2 separate regions of the Mus musculus genome follow, and region 1 is linked to region 2. Evidence: chromatin loops called from intact Hi-C (ENCODE). Cell type or tissue: gastrocnemius. All regions are shown on one strand.

Evidence for each region. Hi-C counts contacts between places; a loop is a spot of excess contacts. Peaks named below come from ENCODE experiments on the same cell type or tissue, not always from the same donor. Only the 100,000 strongest peaks of a DNase experiment are listed, where the experiment ranks them.
Region 1: a loop joins it to region 2, with 1.9 times the contacts of the local background. A loop is called at or near these places in 2 of 42 quality-filtered maps.

The regions. Positions count from the first base shown.
Region 1 is chr15:84,815,685-84,819,684 of GRCm38, reverse strand. All of the region lies in intron 2 of Phf21b (PHD finger protein 21B), which reads left to right. Among named protein-coding and RNA genes, the nearest start is that of Gm52202, 27 kb to the right of the region's middle. In gastrocnemius, no CTCF peak of the experiment used is centred here; DNase peaks (open chromatin) are centred at 1,210 and 1,891.
Region 2 is chr15:84,875,313-84,879,312 of GRCm38, reverse strand. No RefSeq gene overlaps it. Among named protein-coding and RNA genes, the nearest start is that of Gm46528, 19 kb to the left of the region's middle. In gastrocnemius, no CTCF peak of the experiment used is centred here; no DNase peak of the experiment used is centred here.

The sequences.
Region 1 (4,000 bases), 60 kb after region 2:
TCCTCCCTGTCCTGGTCTGAGCTCCCCTTCTCAATGGTTTCCTGTGTAAGCACCATCCTGCAGGCTGCACTGGTGATCAACGAGGCTGGAGTGTGCACAGCAGCATAACCTCTGTGAACTCCAACACTTACCCTATGCTACCAAGAACTCCTTACCCTCTTCCTGCTCCATGTCTTCATCCTGGGTCCTCTCCCAGGTGCAGTAGACATAGTCAGGACTGGCTAGTCCATTCCAGTGTTGGGGTTGCCCCATAGAATAGAGCTCACCCCATGGGTGCTCCCCCAGCTGCCCCCAGGGCTCTGCCTGTCTAAAAGGGAGCCGTAACTGGCGCTCGACTTTTTTTAATGTGTGATTTCTTCTTTGATATATAATTTACATACATTGAAATTCACAGATCTTAATTGTACCATCTGATGAGTTTTGACAGTCGCAGGCTTGCAGGTAACTCACACCCCTGTGGAGACGAGGTAGGGAATATTCCCATTACCTCAGAAAACCCCTGTGCACTGCCTCATCAGTCCCCGAGAGGCGTAAAAAGAACCGGGACAACTGACTGTAATGATACGTAACCAGCATATCCCGAATACTATCATTTCCAACGTATAATTAATGTTTTAAAATAGTAATGAGATTTTTGCTTTTTTTCCCTTACCGCCTTTGAGACAGCGTGTGTCTTATACCTGGTGCACAGACCAAGTGCCAGCAGGTGCCAGGTGCTGGCAGGTGAGGACATTCAGGTGGGGTATCACATGGAGAGGACTCAGAGCAAGAGGTCAGGAGGCAATCAGAGCCTCAGAAGGGTGACAGATACGGAATGATATTGTTTCCAGTCGGACCCCAGCAGAGAAGTGCCTTATAAACCGGACTGGCTGGTGCAACTTCCCAGTGCCACCTCCTCCAGGCTCTGCAGGCAGCAAGCTGGGAGGCTTCCCCAGGGACAGCACAAGGGGTCTGCAGCCTCACCCCATAGCTCTCAGAGGGAGTGCTACTATTATTTCACTAGAGACGGAGGTCATGTGATATGCGTGTCTCCCGCTGCAGATACTGAGCCTGGCTCTCTTTTCTCTTTCAGTCCAGACAACTCAGGATTTGAAGAAGTTCACTTTCAACACATTGCTAATTAGAAATGCCAACCTTCTCACGAGGCTTCATAGAGACAATGGGGTGTTGTGTCCCCTGAGGGCAGCCGTGCCAACTGGCGATATAACGTCTCGGCACACACGTGGCTGCTCAGTCCAGCTTGCACGAGGCCTGGGCTTCCTGCCCTCAAAGGGATAAAGCCAGTCAGGGCCACCTTGTCCTCAGCTGACACCTGCCTCATCCCATCTCACAAACTCCCCTTCGAAAACCAGCACAACCCCATTTTCTGGATGGGAAAACAAGGGCTTTGGAGGTTAAATGGCTTCATCCAAGGTTGCCTGAGCCATGATGTCCTACAGCTTCTCTCAGGTGACAGCTCAGGTTTTTAGGTCCTTCTAGTGCCAGGTGTGTATCAGACACTGTGAGGAGACACCCTGACGACACAATGGTCCCTAGGGAATCCTAGACATGGGAAGTCTGAGGGACTAGTGCCAGCTCCCACAACCATAGTGGCAGGCCTCTGAGCCACATGCCTATGGCTACTGACCGGAGTGGCATTCAGGACAAGCGACTGGAGTATCCCCATGGTAAGATTTCACTCCCTCAGAAGGGGTGTTTATGTGTAGTGCAGGTATGAGTATATAAATTACCTCTTGAGCTGAGCAGGCCAACCCCACACCCATTCTGTGCTCCTGGCAGGCCTCACTGAAGGCAGGGACGCCCCCCTCTCCCAGGGTGGTCTAGTGAGCCACTGGGCTTGAAGTGCTCTGACATCCATAGTCTGAGTGGCAGTGAGGGTGAGCCAGGAGATGTGGGGGCTCTGGCGGCTCTGTAGAAAAGATGCCAAGGAGACTGAAACTTTGGCACATGGGCCTTGGACCATCAAGCTCTGACTGTAGGGTCTCCCGTCCTGATGTGCCTGTACCCAGAGTGCTCTGGGTACATCCTCCAATCTAGCCATTCTTAAAAAGACAGTACTCTGGCAGAGAGCTCTTTCTGACCCCAACACCCAGCACCTCTGGGCTCTGCCTCTGCTACGAAGTTTCTGTCTCTTTGTAGTCTAAATTGGATCTTTTGATCATACACACAATCCCCTACCTCCTTCCCTCTTCCAACCTCTCCTCCTCTTTCTCCCTCCTTCCTTTTTATTCTCCCCACTCCCACTTTTGTTTGTTTGTTTGTTTGTTTGTTTGTTTGTTTTTGAATCAGGATCTCATTATTAAGCCTGGGCTGGCCTTGAGTTCTCCTTGAATTCCTTCACACTCACGCCTCAGCCTCTCAGATGGCTGGGGTTGGAGACAAGTTCTATCCTGCCGGGCCTGGAGTCCCTCTGTCATCCCTGGAAGTCCTTAAGGAGCACTCTCAGGTAGCTTAACTGCTTGTCACTGTGACCTGTCCTTCCAGAGTGTGGAGCAAGTCCTTGCCCCTGCACCGGGCTCACCAGGTACCTGCTGGAGGACCTGTGCCCTTGATTCTCTAGCCTCATGAACACATTGGCTGCCCAGTATCCCACACCAGAGGGGCAAGAGAGCTGTGGTCAGGGAGGAGCCATCACTTACAGAGAAACAAGACACAGATGGGACTCAGGATCATCCCTCCCATAAGTCACCTGCCACACAGGGCCACTGGGACCCTCGGGAGGCAGTGCGGGACTTCCGGTCACCCTGTGCCACCTTCCTACTACCTTTATCAGGAATCCCTCCATATCCCCGACTGAAGACAAACTAGGCACCTGGCAGCCCATGCCCTGCTGGCAGAGTTAGGGGGCCCAGCTTTATAGTTAATGTGCTCTCAAAGCCCTCCTATGATGGGCAATGAAGGGTCACCTGGAGCATGCTGCCTGAGGCTCTGTGGCTGTGAGCACAGCGGAAATGAGTCGAGTCCTGTAAGGACATTCCTAACAGAGACCAGAGATTAGCTTAGAGTAGCAGTTCTCAACTTGTGGGCAGTAACCCCTGTGGGGTTGAACAATCCTTTTATAGGGGTCACCTAAGACCATCAGAAAACACAGATATTTACATTATTATTCATAACAGTAGCAAAAGTACAGCTATGAAGTAACAACAAAAATAATTTTATGGTTGGGGGGTCACCACAACACGAGGAACTGTATTAAAGGGTTGCAGCATTCAGAAGGTTAAGAATCACTAGCCTAGAGCCTCCCAGCCTTCCGGACTATTCAGGCACAGCCTCGGGCAGAGCAGAGTGGTGAGCCTCGGGCACCAGGATGTGGGATGCTATAAGGTGAGTCTCACCCCCTCTCCAAAGAAAGGGCCAGCGCTTTAAAAATGAGGTACAAGTTACATACAGTGAGAGGCACTGGGCTAGACATGCAACCTAGTAAATGTAGGTGAATGTCTCCATCCAGATAGTTACACCCAAGGACCAGTGACCCTGGAGGTACCTACCACAAGCTGCTTAAAGGTAGGCCCTGCATTTCCTGACACCCGGGTCCTCTCCAGACAGGTTCACATAACAGGCCTTCCCATGGTACTAGCAAGAGTATCTAATTGGATGGAGATGACGTGGTCTTTGAGAGGTGTGTCCACGGTTGCAGTTGGACACTGGTTCTTCTGAGTGGCTATTATGTGTGGGGCCTAGCATACATCCTCATTCTGGGACGTGTTGTAAGGACACAGACTTGGCTATGTTCAGAGCCTGATGCAAAGACCAGAGGCCCTAGCATGGATGCTGGGCCCTGAGGCCCAAGCAATGATAGTTCCAGGAACATAGGAAGGAGCAGCCCCTACCATCTATGTCATTTTCTAGGCTCCAGGGCTGTCACTCAGCCCCAGTCATCATTGTCACATGTTGCTGTGGGTTCTGGGAACAGGGAGGGGGAAACTAACTCCAAGATCCTTCCATAGAGGTTCCAAGCTCCACCCCTTCCTCTGGGTCATTCCTGCCCAAGCCCCCAAGC
Region 2 (4,000 bases):
TCACTGGTGCCTGGCAGAGGCAGGCCAGAGGCTTCCTGCTGCCGTAGGGCCTTTAAGGACAGATTATGAAATTGCCGTTTAAGTCATGATGGTGTCTTCAGTGAATGGGTACCCCGTGCCCTCAGAGGATGGGTACCATTCAGGGTTCACAGCAATGCCAGCTTGTGAGTTCTAGATGCCTCCTGCGAACTTTCCCTCAGACCCTATCGTCTGTGCCCTAGAGAAGAGAGATCCTTGAGGTCAGGGGCGGTCTTCTCCCTCAGACCGATCTCATTCATGGTTTGAATTGGCTTAAGTCAGGTTCTAGGGGACTAAAGAGGAGCTTTGGGGTGACTAAGGCAGAGAAGGGGATAGAGAAGGGGGCAAGAGGAGATCCTGGGATAGGCTCCTCTGGCTATGAGTATGGCAGACATCCTAGAAGTTTCTTGAGCAGATGTACTGCCTATACAGGCTATATCTGTTGAGGCCTGCCCTACTAGCATATCTGTAGCCACCTTGTTCCATGCCTAACAGCTATTTCACATCATTGCTGTAATTTGCCTGCCAGTCATTGATGCAGGAAAATAACTTGACTCAGAACACGGTCATGCTGGCCGCATAGCCAGTTATGTTCTGTATGTTATGAGGTTTGTTAATCTTAAGAAATTCCACAACTATAAGCTTCATGTAGGACTCATCAAATTAAAGGTCAAATATGAACTATTATGTCTAAAATGGCTTGCGTGAGGGCTGACCACTGGGCAGCACTTTCAGCACCTGTGTATGAGCTCATTGTGATTTTTGCAGTTTTGACCTTTATAAGATGGCCTGAAAAATGTCCAGTGCACAGCTTTGAGCTCTTGAGACTGAGCTGTTGCCCTGGTCGATTACAAGGTGTGTGTTTAATAAACCATCCTTATCTGATTGAGATCAGTGTTCACATGGTTTGTGGGGTGACTCCTGGACCCCAACAATATCCTCAAGAGAAGGACACATGAGGATTGCTGCCTCTGTTGGGTCCTGTGGGCATCTGGGATCAAGTGGTGTTTCTTTGTTTACACAAGGTGTCACAATGGAGTCCTGGCTAGCCTAGAATTCCCTATTTAGACCTGCTGGCCTGGAACTCAGAGATCTGCCTGCCTCTGTCTCCCAGAGTGCTGGCATTAAACGTTTGAACCATCTTCCTGTCTGTACAGTGTCCTCATAATCTATCCTCCTCTTCAGTGTCCCCTTGGTCCACCCTTCTGTACTCATGGTATCTTTGAAGTCTATCCCGATGGTTCTCAACCTTCCTGATGTTGCAACCCTTTAATACAGTTCCTCATGTCGTGGTGACCCTCAACCATAAATTAATTTTGTTGCTACTTCATAACTGTAATTTCGCTACTGTTATTAACCATAACGTATATATCTGGTAAGCAGGATAGCTGATATGTCACTGCAAGGACTTGAGGCCCACAGGTTGAGAATTGCTGTTCTAAGGGGAGGTGAAATACATCCTGCACGGAAGCTCCCTAGGCTCAGAAAATAAACAACTCAAAAGCTTCAGGAATTCCCTGAAACTGACCTGATTCACTGAGTTCCGTCTTCCCCAGGCTTATATAAGCAGTAAGGACTGCTGAGCCGGCTCAGTCAGCTGAGCTGCCTGGAAGAGGCTCAGACCAATTGCAGACTCTCCAACTTGTTGTGCCTCCTGCTGGCTGTGCAGTGTTTCCATCTTTGTGTGAGTTGTCATCCATGCTGGGGTGGGTTTTGGCACAGTCAAAAAATGCCTTTGAGTCATTTCTGTGCCTGTAGGTAATTCCTTATTAATACTCCCGCAAGTAACACTCAAAAAAGTTCATTGATTGACCAAGTTAGACTTTGCTGCTGCCTGTACTTTTGGGAGTAGACATTTGTTTACTTTGTCTCCTGAGGATAGTGTCACACAACAGTGGACGAGCAAGCAAGGTCCCGAGCCACATCACTGTCGACGGAAGCCTCATCTCCAGCCACAGACAAACCACGGCTGCTTCATTTTGCTCACAGGCTCCAATTGCCACCCAGGCCAATGTTTTTCTTTCTTGGAAAGTTTGGGAGGTGGGCGGTGACATTTTCAGCTGCTATTTTCACGCATCATTCTTAGTCACTGTGGGCAACTGGAAGCCAGCAGAAAGCCCTCCCATCGCCCAGGGATGGATGGTCCCTCCCCTCTATCCTACCTCCAGGAGAGAGTGGCACGAAGAGCCCCACAAAGCAGAGTCATGGCACCTTTCAAAAGAAAGTGAGATAAATGTAGTCTTCCTGATAGAGCCAAGTCTAGAGTGATACCCGGCTTTTTTGAAGATGTTCTAGAATCTATCTGAACCATCTAGAACATTCTTAAGACTAGCGATAGCAAGTATGGAGCCTTAAACACTCGAAATACATGCTCAGAGACTATCCCCTGAGATCTGTGACCAGTACTAAAAATGGCTCCTCAGGCCCTCATCCATTCATTTGGCTCTGATTTCACAACCCTGAACTTCTCACTTATGGTAGATTAAAAGCAACACATTCTAGGACTGGAGAAATGGCTCAGCGGTTAAGAGCATTGATTGCTCTTCTAGAGGTCATGAGTTCAATTCCCAGCAACCACATGGTGGCTCACAACCATCTGTAATGGGATCCTATGCCCTCTTCTGGTGTGTCTGAAGACAGTGACAGTGTACTTACATACATAAAATAAATAAGTGAGCCCCCTCCCCTTTTTAAAGAGTGTTTCCTGTTATTTTGGGAGACCTGAATTCAGTTCTCAGCATATATGTTGGGTAATTCATAGCCACCTGTTCCTCTAACTCTGAGGGATCTAATCGCCATTTCTGGACTCTGGGAACAACTGTGCTGATTTGTGCATGTCTGCACATAGACATGCATACATCCATGCAGAAATAGAAATAACAAAATAAATATTCAAAAGCAACAAATCCCTAACATTTCCATCAGCACACGTGCAGAAGAAGCTATTAAAGAGTTTCAGGGAGGGATGGTGAGGAGCCCAGGGGTCCCAGGCCTCCGGAATCTTTAGCTTGGCTGGCTGCCATCAAAGCAGAATTTACATGGTGATTTCCCACTTTACTTGGTGCTGAGTAAGCCGAACACTTCCACAAGCACTATTTTCATTTCAGGAGGCTCTTAGTTCCTTTCCTCTTTGCGATAAAAACAAAACAAAACAAACATCATCACAATAAAAACAAAACAAAACAAACATCATCACAATAACTTAGAAAGGAAAACATTTACTTAGACTTCTGATTTCAGAGGGTTAGAGTCCATGATAGCAGAGCGAAGGCATGGTGATGGCAGGAACAGATGAGAGTTCACATCTTGTCCTAAGAGAGAGAGAGAGAGAGAGAGAGAGAGAGCAAATGGATGGCATGGGCTTTTGATATTTCAAAGCCCAACCAATGACATCTTTTCACGAGGTCACACCTCCTAGTCCTTTCCAGATAGTTTCACCAACTGGGGACCAAGTATTCAAATGTATGGGCATTCTCATTTAAGCCATACATGCCACTCCTTGGATACCATTGGCTATCAGCCATGTCATAATGCATAATACATTTAGTCCAACTTAGTCCCCAGAGTCTTTCACATTCCCAACACTCTTTAAGTAGTCCAGTGTTCAAAGTGTCTTTTGAGACTCAAAGCAATCCTTTCATTGTAAGTAACCGCCTGTAAAAATCAAAGAGTGGTTACATACTTTCAACATACCCGTTACCGTTCCAAAAGGGAGAAATTGGGGGTAGAGTAAGGAAATGGTGGGCCAGAGCAAGACTGAAAGCCAGCAGTAGCTTCATGCCAAAGGGCTTCGATGGCTCCACTCTTCTGACTTCGCTGACTGCAGCACACTTCTCTCTCTCTCTCTTGGGCTGTCTCCAATCCCTGTCCACAGCTCTCCTTGGCAGATACGCCACAGCTCTGGCACCTCTAACATCTTGGGGTCCCCATTGCCATCCAGCCTTTACTTTCACAACTTGACACAATGGCTTCTCAGATATTT